Regions from separate parts of the Homo sapiens genome. Here region 2 is linked to region 1. The links are chromatin loops, found by intact Hi-C in ENCODE. Cell type or tissue: CD4-positive, alpha-beta T cell. All regions are shown on one strand. Each heading gives the region's core, and the rest is flanking DNA. Links, peaks and the distances in the headings are about the cores only.

Region 1 (5,772 bases), core at 296-5,295:
TCGGCCTTACTTCTTTTCATCTCTGTGGTTTACTAACTGGCTCTCAAAGGCGTATGACTGCGGTGCCCCACTGCACGCACGCAGCAGAGGGCATGACAGGGTTCATTGGAGAAGCTGGCTCCCGCAGGGCTGCTGGGCTGACCTCTTTCAGCTGGAGAAAGCCATAAGCGCTCACTAACCTGCCGTGCTCACCATGAACTTCCACTTGACCACATAGGCATCCCCCTCGTGGAACTGCCCGATGCTTTGTTTGGGGAGCCTGCTATAGTCAAATTCCAGGATGTACCAGACATCCACGGAGACACTGGTGATCTCAAACTGCCTCCTGTGGTGTCCTTCCACCAGGCCACAGCCACAGCCAATGTTCACCCTGTCCAGGATGGCACCTGCTGTCGTCTGGGGCACGGACACCATCCGTGTCACGTTGTTCCGCTTGACATCGGCCCTGGAGTCTTCCTATAGGGGAACATGAAGACATCGGTTCAGTTGCCTGTTTCCGCAGCTATTCCTTGTCACACTCAACGCTGCTTCAGCTGTTCATGGGACAGCATAAAAATACACCTTCCACACTCTGTCTCAGGATGTTTAACTGCAGTCAGGGAAAGGCTGCATTTTCAGAAAGACTCTGGCAGGTCTGAACACCCATTGGCCACACTGGTGCATGGGGTGCCTGAAAACAGGTGCAAACCCGACTCTTCACCTCCCAGAGTCAGATTAGAATTGGAGGCCAGTCTGCTGTTCTATTAGTGAATCCTGGGAAGGCCTCTTAGCTTTAAGGGGTGTGTGTGTGTGTGTGTGTATGTGTGTCCATTTTTTTTAATTAAAAAAGTATTTTAGTTGACACATTATTATGGATATGATTTGATGTGTTGATAAATGCATCTGTTTCATGGGGAAGGGGGTGTGGGAAGGAGACGGGACAGGGAGGATAGGGAGATGTTGGCCAACAGGTACAAAATGACAATCAGAGAGGAGGAATGAGCTCTGGTTTTCTCCTGCACAGTGGGGTGACTGTTTTCCAATACTGTATTGCATATTTCAAAATAGCTAGAAGAGAAGATTTGAATGTTCTCACCACAAAGAAATGATACATCTGGGGTGACAGCCATGCGAACTATCCTGATTTGATCATTTTACATCAAGGCCACTTTTGTTGGGACCCGAACCAAGCCCTGAGGTTTGAGACTTGGTCACTGGAATACCTTGTGCTGGGCAAGTTCCCCGGGGTTCTTCTCATTTGGTCTTTTCAGTTCTGTCCAATCCAGAAACTTTTCTTTGAACAAAATCGTCTCATTGTGTTCAGTAAGTCTCCCAAATATCGCCCAGTCGGGCCGCCCCTGTCCTTTTCTGTAGGGTGGGAAGGGGGTTGGGAGAACAGACAGGAAAAGAACCAAGATGAAGCCAAGCTTAAACAAAGGAATCTAAAACACATGCGGCTGCTGGAAAAAACCTCAAAGTACGTGAGTACATATAAAATAAATGGTTTATTTTCCTGCATTTTACCAAATACTGACATTTTGTTATTTTAGTCTGAAGTCTTGCAAAGCTTTGTGTCCATGGAGTTTTTGATGTGCCTTAATGTGACATGAACCATGTCAGGACTAGACTTTTCTTACATTCTAGCAAGTTTTTTTTGTTTTTGTTTTTTGTTTTTTTTGAGATAAGGTCTTGCTCCGTTGCCCAGGCTGAAGTGCAGTTGCACAATCATAGCTCCCTGCAGCCTCGAACTCCTGGGCTGCAGTGATCCTCCTGCCTCAGCCTTGCAAATAGCTGGAACTGCAGATGTGTGCCACCATGCCTAGCTAATTTTTTAATAGAGACCAGGTCTCGTTATGTTGCCCAGGCTGTCTTGCACTTCTGGCTTCAAGCAATCCTCCCACCTCAGCCTCCCAAAATGCTGGGACTACAGGTGTGGGCCACTGTACCTGGCCACATTCTAGCAAATTCTTGTCTTTGGGATGCCCTGGGAGTGGCACGCTGGGTGGAGATTTCGGCAATAGCAGGAGCTGTGGGCAAACCTCACTTGTCATCTACTCTGTGCCACCCAGTCACCTGCAAATGCTCACCAAGTTTCCTCCAATTAATTAATAGACGTAGGGAAGAGGTAGCTCCCTCCTCAATTCTCTATTATTTTATTTCATGTTACAACAAAGCTCTCCAGAGTACAGAGATTCTCCCATCACTAAAATGAACACACTTTCATAGATCTTGAAGTGCCTTTTTGTGCACTTATTTCTAGGCCACTGACCAAGACGGCAGATGGGGAGAGCACAGAAAGATAGGAGGTCTTGTGCGGGCTTGGGATTTCAGAATTTGTGCTGTCCCCAAGAACACAGGTAATTTAGAAAAAGGTAGAGCTGAGGGCTGGGTGTGGTAGCTTATGCCTGTAATCCCAGCAGTTTGGGAGGCCGAGGCAGGTGAATCACCTGAGGTCAGGAGTTCAAGACCAGCCTGGCCAACATAGTGAAACCCCGTCTCTACTAAAAATACAAAAATTAGCCAGATGTGGTGGCGGGCACCTGTAATCCCAGCTACTCGGGTGGCTAAGGCAGGAGAATCACTTAAACCCAGGAGGTAGAGGTTGCAGTGAGCCAAGATAGCACCATTGCATTCCAGCCTGGGCGACAAGAATGAGACTCTGTCTCAAAAAAATAAGTTAATTAATTAAAAATTTAAAAAAAGAAAGAAAAAGAAATAAAACAAAAGGTAGAGAAGATATGCGTGCTGCGGAGGGAGTAGCCCTGGAATAATATGCACGATCTTTCATCCCTCCAGACCCATCTTCGGTTGTGAATCTGGCCTGGGATGCAGCCACCTCTTAGAGCAACCCCCGCTGCTGCTTGTGCCCTGCTGTGCTACTGCCTCAGTCACTTCCTGCTTGGTCAAGACCACAGCTGCTGATGTCACAGCTGAGGCACATCAAAAAGGCTGCCTGATTCAAAGAAAGCTGCCGGATAAATCATAGAGCACAGACACTTCTACCTCATGCTCTTATGGGACTTTAGGAACCAAACATAAGCACCTATGGAAAATGCACGGTGGTCTTGAAAGGCTGTGTGGTCTTTATCAGAAAATATCTGAATGACTGTCTCTTATGTCAGTCCTACTCTGCAGGCTTGCTAAGATGATAATTGAAAGGGCTTTTGGTTTCTGCTTTAGAATCTGTCACTTATGTTTTGAAGCGTTGTGAGCAAGCGATGCAGCAGATTGCAGGGTGAGGGGGATGAACCTGGGCCAGAAGCCAGATGTGTTTCTCCACGCACTGCCCTGACCTACAGCCGGAACTGGGCTCAGTGGTTTCAGCCTCATTTGCTAAGAAGGGCTGGGTGCGTAATCTTGGCTGCACCTTAAAATCCCTGGGAGCTTTTAAGACATATTGACACATAAACTGTAACTCACATGAAACGAAAACACATCTCTGGGGCTGGGCTGAGCAAATGCCTTTTTTTTAAAGGCCCCTCAGGTGATTCTGTCTCAGAGATGTTGAAAACCAGTGGGTTAGGAGCTCAGTCATCTACTTTCAGATCTGTGATTATGCCACTATTAAATACAGTTGGCTATCACATAGATTTTTATGCTTTAGCTTGTTTTTTTTTCTCTGCTATACCAAATAAAATCTTTTGAGCTGTTGTAGTTCCAGTCCTTAAAACAACAGTTGTTACCATACTGAGGTTAAACATTAGTGCATTTGCTTAACAAGGACATTAAAACTTCTTACCACACTGACATAATTTTAATGATTTCTATAATAATTAATAAGAAAATCAATAATTGGATTTTAAAGCAGGAAACTAGGCAGGAAAGTTGAAATTCATATACCAGTTCAATGGAAAACATTAAAATGTAGTTGTGTGATGCCCAATATTCTATGCTGTTTGTTGGTTCATTGGTTTCTCATCTATTGTAACAGCACCCATAGTTAAAAAGCACTACTTTTTTTGGTCTGATAGTTAAAAAGACAACAACAATCCTTTGCATGTAAGAATTTTTTTCTCATAATCACAATTTTAGAGTTTGCACATATTCTATTCAATTTCAAAAATAACTTTAAAGAGTCTAGTACCTGCAGGGAATATTACAATTGCAATCATTGTTTTAATACCATCTCCTCTCCCTCTTCCCTTCCCAAAAGGTATAAAGACATAAACATCATCTGCTGCCAAATAAATCCTGGAATTCGAGGGCGATGCTGGGAAGGTATGAAATTAGAGGGAGGCATGTTGCTTTTGCACTTTCAGATCAATGGCTGAATTCCAGACCCGGGGAAGCCTTTCAGATCCGCATGTAATTTGTTTAAACAATTGCTGTTCATCTGCCACAGCAGCACTTGGAATGCCGCAGGGAGGAACTTGCAGCATTTCTTGCTCACTTCAAGAAATCAACTATAACAAACCTCTTCTGGAAGACGACAGCATCCATATTTCTATAATAGTTAGATAAAAGTTAAAGAACTGTTCCTTTTGTGAATATTCACAGTCCACTGCATATAATCGTTTATGAAAACTGAACCCTATAAAGAGCGAGAGTAGAGGACTGTGGTGAGAACAGAGGGATCGAAGGGAATCAGCTCGCTCAGGGAGCCGTCCCAAGGTGGGGGCAGTAGTACCTGCGGATAAGCGGATTGCATTCTCCAGGATCCAGGGGATTAATGTCACAGTTCTCATAGTCAAAGGTTCCATTCCATAAGTGCTTTGCCAGCTGAAATTCTATTTTTCGTTGTGCTAACGTGACTTCTTTCCCATGCCATACGTAAACTTCACTACCAAAATCAAACACCAGTACCTGGGAGAAATGGCACAAAAGAATTTGTTAACTTCAAGAACATGCAACAGTTGAATCAGGTGCAACAGGGTCTCTGTTGACAGTGAGTCAAACGGAGGAAGACAGAAATCCTAATGGGGTGACCAGCACAGACACAAAAAGGCCAGGAGATCTCAGCTGGCACTGCCCCACCGAGCCAGCCTCTGCCCTGTGGGCACGATTCCTCCTCCCAGTGTCCTAAGTGGCCAGGATAATGTTCCCTCCTCTGAACTCTCAACCTGCTTACAACTTGCGATTCACAAGAGTTCTTTAGGTACATCTTCCTGTCGACTTCCTGCCTCTCTCCCCTATTCCTCCCCCTCTCATGTGCTCGTTCATTCACTTAATATATACACAGAGGCCACTTCATATACCCCAGGCACTCATGGTCCAATGGTGTCTTCTCTCCAGTACACAATTCCAAGATCCTTAAGGGCAGGGATCAGATCATGGTGATACATACAGGAGGGGTTGATTACTAAGTGTTTGCTGAATGAATACATGAATGTAATGCTATTTCTTACGTTCATAGTTTGTTTTATTCTTTCTCTTAGAATGATTTCTCCCTTCACTTCCAGCAATTCAAATTTTGCTTAACTCTAAACTTGGCTCAATTTCACTTTCTATTGAAAATTATTCCTGATGATTCCTGTATTTATTTTTCTGTGACGTTTCCCCCATGTAAAAGACCATACATATCACACAGTCAACCTTGCTCCAGATTACATTCCTTCTAATACTCTTCCGCCCAATTAAACTTAAGGGCCTTGCGTGTCTTCCACTTTCTTAATACTTAGCATACTTAACGGTACTGGAAAAGTATATAATTAATAAATATTTACTGGCATGACAGGACAAAAACAGCACATTAATTGGCAAATCCATAAATTATATATATGTATATGCATCTATTATTCCTCAAACTTAAGGACTGAAAAATATTCCATTAATATTTATACAAAATGCAACAGA
Region 2 (5,772 bases), core at 441-5,440, 170 kb after region 1:
TGAGGTGGGAGGATTGTTCAAGGCCAGGAGTTCAAGATCAGCCTGGACAACATAGCAAGACCTCATTTCTAAAAACAAAATATTAACAAAATAGTCGAGCATGGTGGCTTATGCCTTAGTCCCAGCTACTCAGAAGACTGAGGCAGGAGGATCACTTGAGCCCAGGAGTTCAAGGCTGCAGTGAGCTATGATGGCATCACTGCACTGCAGCCTGAGTGACAGAGCAAGACCCTGTCTCTAAAATAATAATAATAATAAAATCTGCACTTTAGTGAAAGCTTAGCTGATCATATGAATGAATCTTTATAGTTACTCCCAACCAATAGCAATAAAAAGATATTGCAAATCTGTAAATGTCACACAGTAACTGATACCATTTGATGGAGTATCTAACATACTCCAGGTGCTTCCAGTATTATTTCTGATCCCTCCAACAATGCTGTAAGACCATTAGCTTCATTCCATAGATAAGACAATTGAAGTTTAGAAAGATTAATTACTTGCCAAAGGTTACCCAGCCAGGAACGGCTGAAACAGGCTGTTCCACTCTAACTACCCACATCCTTTTGTTTGTTAGGTCACATGGTCTTTTAATAATCTTCACTTAACAACTGGATCTGAACACCTGCTTTGCAGCTTGCCCCAGGTTAGGCATTCATGCCCCAAAGATGCACCACATACTGTCCCTGACTTGGCAGAGATGAGCCTTCCAAGCTCATTATTTACTTTTTCTTCCTCAGAAGTCATCAATGACGCAGGCCACAGTTTCTCATTCTCCTGATTTATATACTCGAAGAATTGTTTGCCTCATTAGCTGTTGTCGTGCAAAATACATTACCACCTTCCAGAATGAATTCCACAGCACCACATAGTTGTGGATAAGGAATAGGGTTTATTGGGGAAAAGGAAAATTAAATATGCCAAAGGACAGCAAAAGAAGAAAGGCATGAGACTGTGCTTAAAGAAACTGCTATATACCGTTGCACCACAAGGTCCTAAAAAAAGAAAAAAGAAACAGCTACAAATAAACAGAACAAATATAAGCATATTTCATAGAGAAAATAGGAAATCCAAAAGTTTTGGAGGATTAACTTTCCAAAAGCTTATTAAATAATACAAATAACTAAATTCAGGGCATGTCTGCAACATCCACATTTCCCATAACTGTCTCAAATCAGTGGCTCAGCCAACAGGACCAAGAATAAAGAATTCACTCTGCTTCGACCCCTAGGTCTCTCTGCAAACAATCCCATCACCCCTACCAATGAGCTTTGCCTCTACTCACCCATCTGAGCTCCAGCCTTCGCGTGTGACTCCGAACGGTGGAGTTTTCTCCTAAATCCATTCATCTTGCCAAAAGTAAGTGTATTTCATTGTTACTTTTTACTGGCTTCACCTTCCTGGGATTAACCATTATGCTTTTGCTATTTCCCCATCTCCCTGTGTAAGCCCATGCTTCTGTATTATTTCATATTTTTAATGCCTTGATTTCACAACCCACCCTTTGAAAAACAGATTTATTTATTTATTTATATATTTATTTATTTATTTATTTATTTTGAGACAGAGTTTCTCTCTTGTTACCCAGGCTGGAATGCAATGGTGCCATCTCCGCTCACTGCAGCCTCTGCCCCCCGGGTTCAAGCAATTCTCCTGCCTCAGCCTCCTGAGTAGCTGGGATTACAGGAGTCCACCACCACGCCCCAGCTAATTTTTGTATTTTTAGTAGAGACGGGGTTTCACCATGTTGGCCAGGCTGGTCCCGAACTCCTGACCTCAGGTGATCCGCCCGCCTCAGCCTCCCAAAGTGAGAGCCACTGTGCCCATCCAGAAAACAGATCTGTTTTAAAAACTCCATGTGAGCAAGAACTATGTGGATCCCGTTCTCCGTCCTATACCCAGTGTTTGGGGAATGCATCTGTTGACTAAGTTAATGAATAATGAAATGAGTAAAAACCACATAAGGACATCTTAAACTCAAAATCCAAGGAGTAGGCAAATTTCCCCACCATGTGGAGCAGAGTTGGGCTTTGGGGGTTAATTCGTTTTCTTTATATCGTGCATTAAAAATAAGGAAATAGGCTGGGAACACTGGCTCACGCCTGTAATGCCAGCACTTTGGGAAGCCAAGGCAGGAGTATTGCTTGAGCCCAGAAGGTCAAGGCTGCAGTGAGCCATGATGGCGCCACTGCACTCGAGCCTGTGAGATAGAGTGAGACCCTGTCTCAAAAAAATAAAGAAATAAAAAAAAAGGATGGGGTGGATAAAAGTTGATTTTGGTTTCCCACTCTGATATCTTCCCATATGTATTCTCTCTTCCCAAAACAAGTTTTTGGTGGAGAACTGGGATATTCAAGGTTAATAATCACATCTTTAACCCAACTCAGAACAGAAGCCCATCAGTCAAGAGTCCACCTTTTAGGGGTACAGTATGAACACAAAACAGACGAACACGTCCAGGTAATGCTGTCACAGATGCTCATCCGCAGGGGTGGGCTAACGTGGTCAGGCCATGATACAGAGGAGCGTTCCACACGACTTCTCCAGGGGCTTCCGATTCTATGAACTTCAGCACACGTTCTGCGTGGCTGTGGCTGAGGGGGCACCTTAGACCTTTTCCTTCCCAGGGTTGTGTTGGCCATGGAGACATGAATGGTGCAACAGCGTGCCTGCATTTTTACAGTTTGTCACTAGATGGCAGCACACATTTGTCAAGACGGAGACTCGGCTCTGGTTTCTGTCACTCATTTCTAATTAATGAAACACCATTGGATTTTTTTCTTTTTTTTTCTTTTTTGAGATGAAGTCTCGCTCTGTCACCCGGGTTGGAATGTGTAGTGGCGCGATCTCGGTTCATTGCAACTTCCGCCTCCTGGGTTCAAGCGATTCTCCTGTCTCAGCCTCCTGAGTAGCTGGGATTACAGGTGCGCACCACCACACTTGGTTAATTTTTGTATTTTTATTAGAGATAGGGTTTCACCATGTTGGCCAGGCTGGTCTCAAACTCCTGATCTCAGAAGATCCACCTGCCTCGGCTTCCCAAAGTTCTGGAATTACAGGCGTGAGCCATGGCGCCCGGCCACTTGGTGCAGTATTTTCTTTGGTGGTTGGTGAACTGTTGTGACTATTTTCTCAAAAGTAGTTCTAGAATCAGCAACATTTAATCCCGAAGCAGGTGCAGGAGAATTCTGTGAGAGTCCAGCATGCAAAAATATGATCCTGGCCTATGATCTAACCAAGAAGCAGCTCCTCCTAAACCATGATTATCAAATTTCTATGCAGGTCAGGTGAGGTGGCTCACGCCTGTAATTCCAGGGCTTTGGGAGGCTGAGGCAGGTGGATCACTGAGGTCAGGAGTTCGAGACCAGCCTGGCCAATATGGTGTAATCCCGCCTCTACTATAAATACAAAAATTAGCCAGGCGTCAGGAGAATGGCGTGAACCTGGGAGGCGGAGCTTGCAGTGAGCCGAGATCACGCCACTGCACTCCAGCCTGGGCGACAGAGCAAGACTCCGTCTCAAAAAAAAAAAAAAAAAAAAAAAAAAAAAAAAAAAAAAAAAAAATTAGCCAGGTGTGGTGACCCATGCCTGTAATCCCAGCTACTTAGGAGGCTGAGGCAGGAGAATCGCTGGAACCAGGGAGGCAGAGGTTGCCGTGAGCCTATATCTTGCCACTGCACACACCAGCCTGAGTGACAGACAGAATGAGATTCCATCTCAAAAAGAAAAAAAAAATTCTGTGCAGTCCCCTTTCATGCGCAGATTTTGAAGATTAAAAGCAGAATAATCTATGCAAACAAAAGAACAAAAAATCCAGCTCAGAGTAACAGCATACGGTGCTGGAGATTTGTGATATTTGCAGTGTTGCTTCTGTGCCTTTCTGTGACAATAGAAAAAGTGAAGATTTCAATTGAGTTATGATGCTTGGGTTATTGTTTCTGGGTTTTTTTTCTTTGTTTGTTTTTTGTTTTTTTTTCTCCTCTCCCTCCACATAGACCTTGGAATGGACAATTTCAAGTGCATGGGATAAATCCAAAGACTTGAGTCTCTAGCAGCCAGCTAGACTTGGCCTCTCCTTGACTTTGGGCGGTGGGAATAATACTCACCAAATAAGCGACCAGCACAAACTATCTTTTACTCTGAAAGTCTTTGCTTGCGCCTCTCCAAGCTAAAAATAGTAACAGCTAATGCTTACTGAGCACCTACTGCATACCTGACAATGTAAAGAATCCTCTGTTGCTTTGTACAAGAAAACTTTAAAGAAGGTATCATTAACATCACACTTATTTTATTGTAAATGAAGAAAGGCTTATTCACACAACTTGCACAAGGCCTCCCAGCTAGGAAGCAGTAGCTCTGGATTCAATCCAGATTTAAGTAACACTACGTTAAACCACTGCCACCTCGCCCCCACCCACCAAGACCAACAAACTTCCAAGAAAATGTTCTAAAACTCTTCAGGGAGTTTTCCTGTAATACTAAGAGGATCATGGAGACTAGTGGGCCAAGCTGATCCTGGAGCTCTTCTGCAGTCCGCTATGTGGCTCCTTTATAAAAGAACATGTTATGGCCTCTAAGATAATCTGTTCCCATAGAATTGGGAAATTGACTCTACACTATGGGGCACAGAACACCAAACACATGCATGTGATTTCTGGTAAACCAACTTGATCCAGATGTAAAAAAATCAGACTTAAGCAATAGAGTGGGCCGGGCACAGTGACTCATGCCTGTAATCCCAGCACTTTGGGAGGCTGAGGCAGGCAGATTACCTGAGGTCAGGAGTTCAAGACCAGCCTGGCCAACATAGTGAAACCCCATCTCTACTAAAAATACAAAAATTAGCTAAGTTTGGTGGCGCATGCCTGTAGTCCCAGCTACTCAGGAGGCTGAGGCAGGAGAATCGCTAGAACCCCGGGAGGCGGAGGTTGCAGTGAGCCAAGATCCAGCCACTGCACAACAGCCTGGGTGACAGAGCTAGACTCTGTCTCAAAACAAAACAATAGAGTGTCTTACCTCAGTATAAGACCTTGCACTTTTCAGAATACTTCCTCTTACTCTTCACAGCATAGCTGCAAGGTAGGAAGAGAGATACCATCCCTGTAGAACATACCAGTTAACAGCTCTGGGCAGGGCCAGCTTGAGTAACCGGGATAGTCACTCAGGGCCCCACATGTTCAGAAAGTCCCAGCATTTGGAAGTTTTCACATTCCCCTAGCACTTGGGGTTTAATTAATTATTCATTTAAAATCTTACTAATTTGATCTTTGACTTTATGTTTTGTTTGTTGGTTTGTTTTGAAGCCAAGGTCATGGTCTGTTACTCAGGCTGGAGAACAGTGTTGCACCCATGGCTCACTGCAGCCTGCACCTCCTGGGCACAAGTGATCCTCCAGCCTCAGCCTCCCAAGTGGATGGGACTATAGGCGCAAGCCACCATGCCCAACCTTGAATTTGTGTTTTGTAAGCGAAGTCCAGCGGGACAATGGAACGTGCACCAGGATTGGAGCCTCAGTCCTGCACCCTACTGCCTTCTTGCCTCCCAGCTTTTGGTCACCTGGTCCTCCATGGCCACTGATCAGCAACCTCTACTGCCTCCCATCACCAGGGGACCCCTGGCATGGGCACAGAAAGGGTCTTTTCTTAAGAGAAGATAAGAATCCGGCCAGGTGCAGTGGCTCATGCCTGTAATCCGAGCACTTTGGGAGGCCGAGGTGGGTGGATCACTTGAGGCCAGGAGTTCGAGACCAGGCTGGCCAACATAGTGAAACCC

What was found. Peaks named below come from ENCODE experiments on the same cell type or tissue, not always from the same donor. Only the 100,000 strongest peaks of a DNase experiment are listed, where the experiment ranks them.
Region 2: a loop joins it to region 1, with 7 times the contacts of the local background. A loop is called at or near these places in 4 of 110 quality-filtered maps.

The regions. Positions count from the first base shown.
Region 1 is chr10:30,699,097-30,704,868 of GRCh38, reverse strand. It overlaps the pseudogene SVIL2P. Among named protein-coding and RNA genes, the nearest start is that of LINC02644, 21 kb to the left of the region's middle. RefSeq lists enhancers at 2,740-2,789, 2,810-2,949. In CD4-positive, alpha-beta T cell, for the core only: no CTCF peak of the experiment used is centred there; DNase peaks (open chromatin) are centred at 2,878 and 3,278; H3K4me3 peaks cover 1,218 bases; H3K27ac peaks cover 2,726 bases.
Region 2 is chr10:30,531,641-30,537,412 of GRCh38, reverse strand. All of the region lies in intron 1 of LOC105376478 (a long non-coding RNA gene), which reads right to left. Among named protein-coding and RNA genes, the nearest start is that of LYZL2, 95 kb to the left of the region's middle. In CD4-positive, alpha-beta T cell, for the core only: CTCF peaks have their summits at 2,465 and 2,669 (motif pointing right); a DNase peak (open chromatin) is centred at 2,702.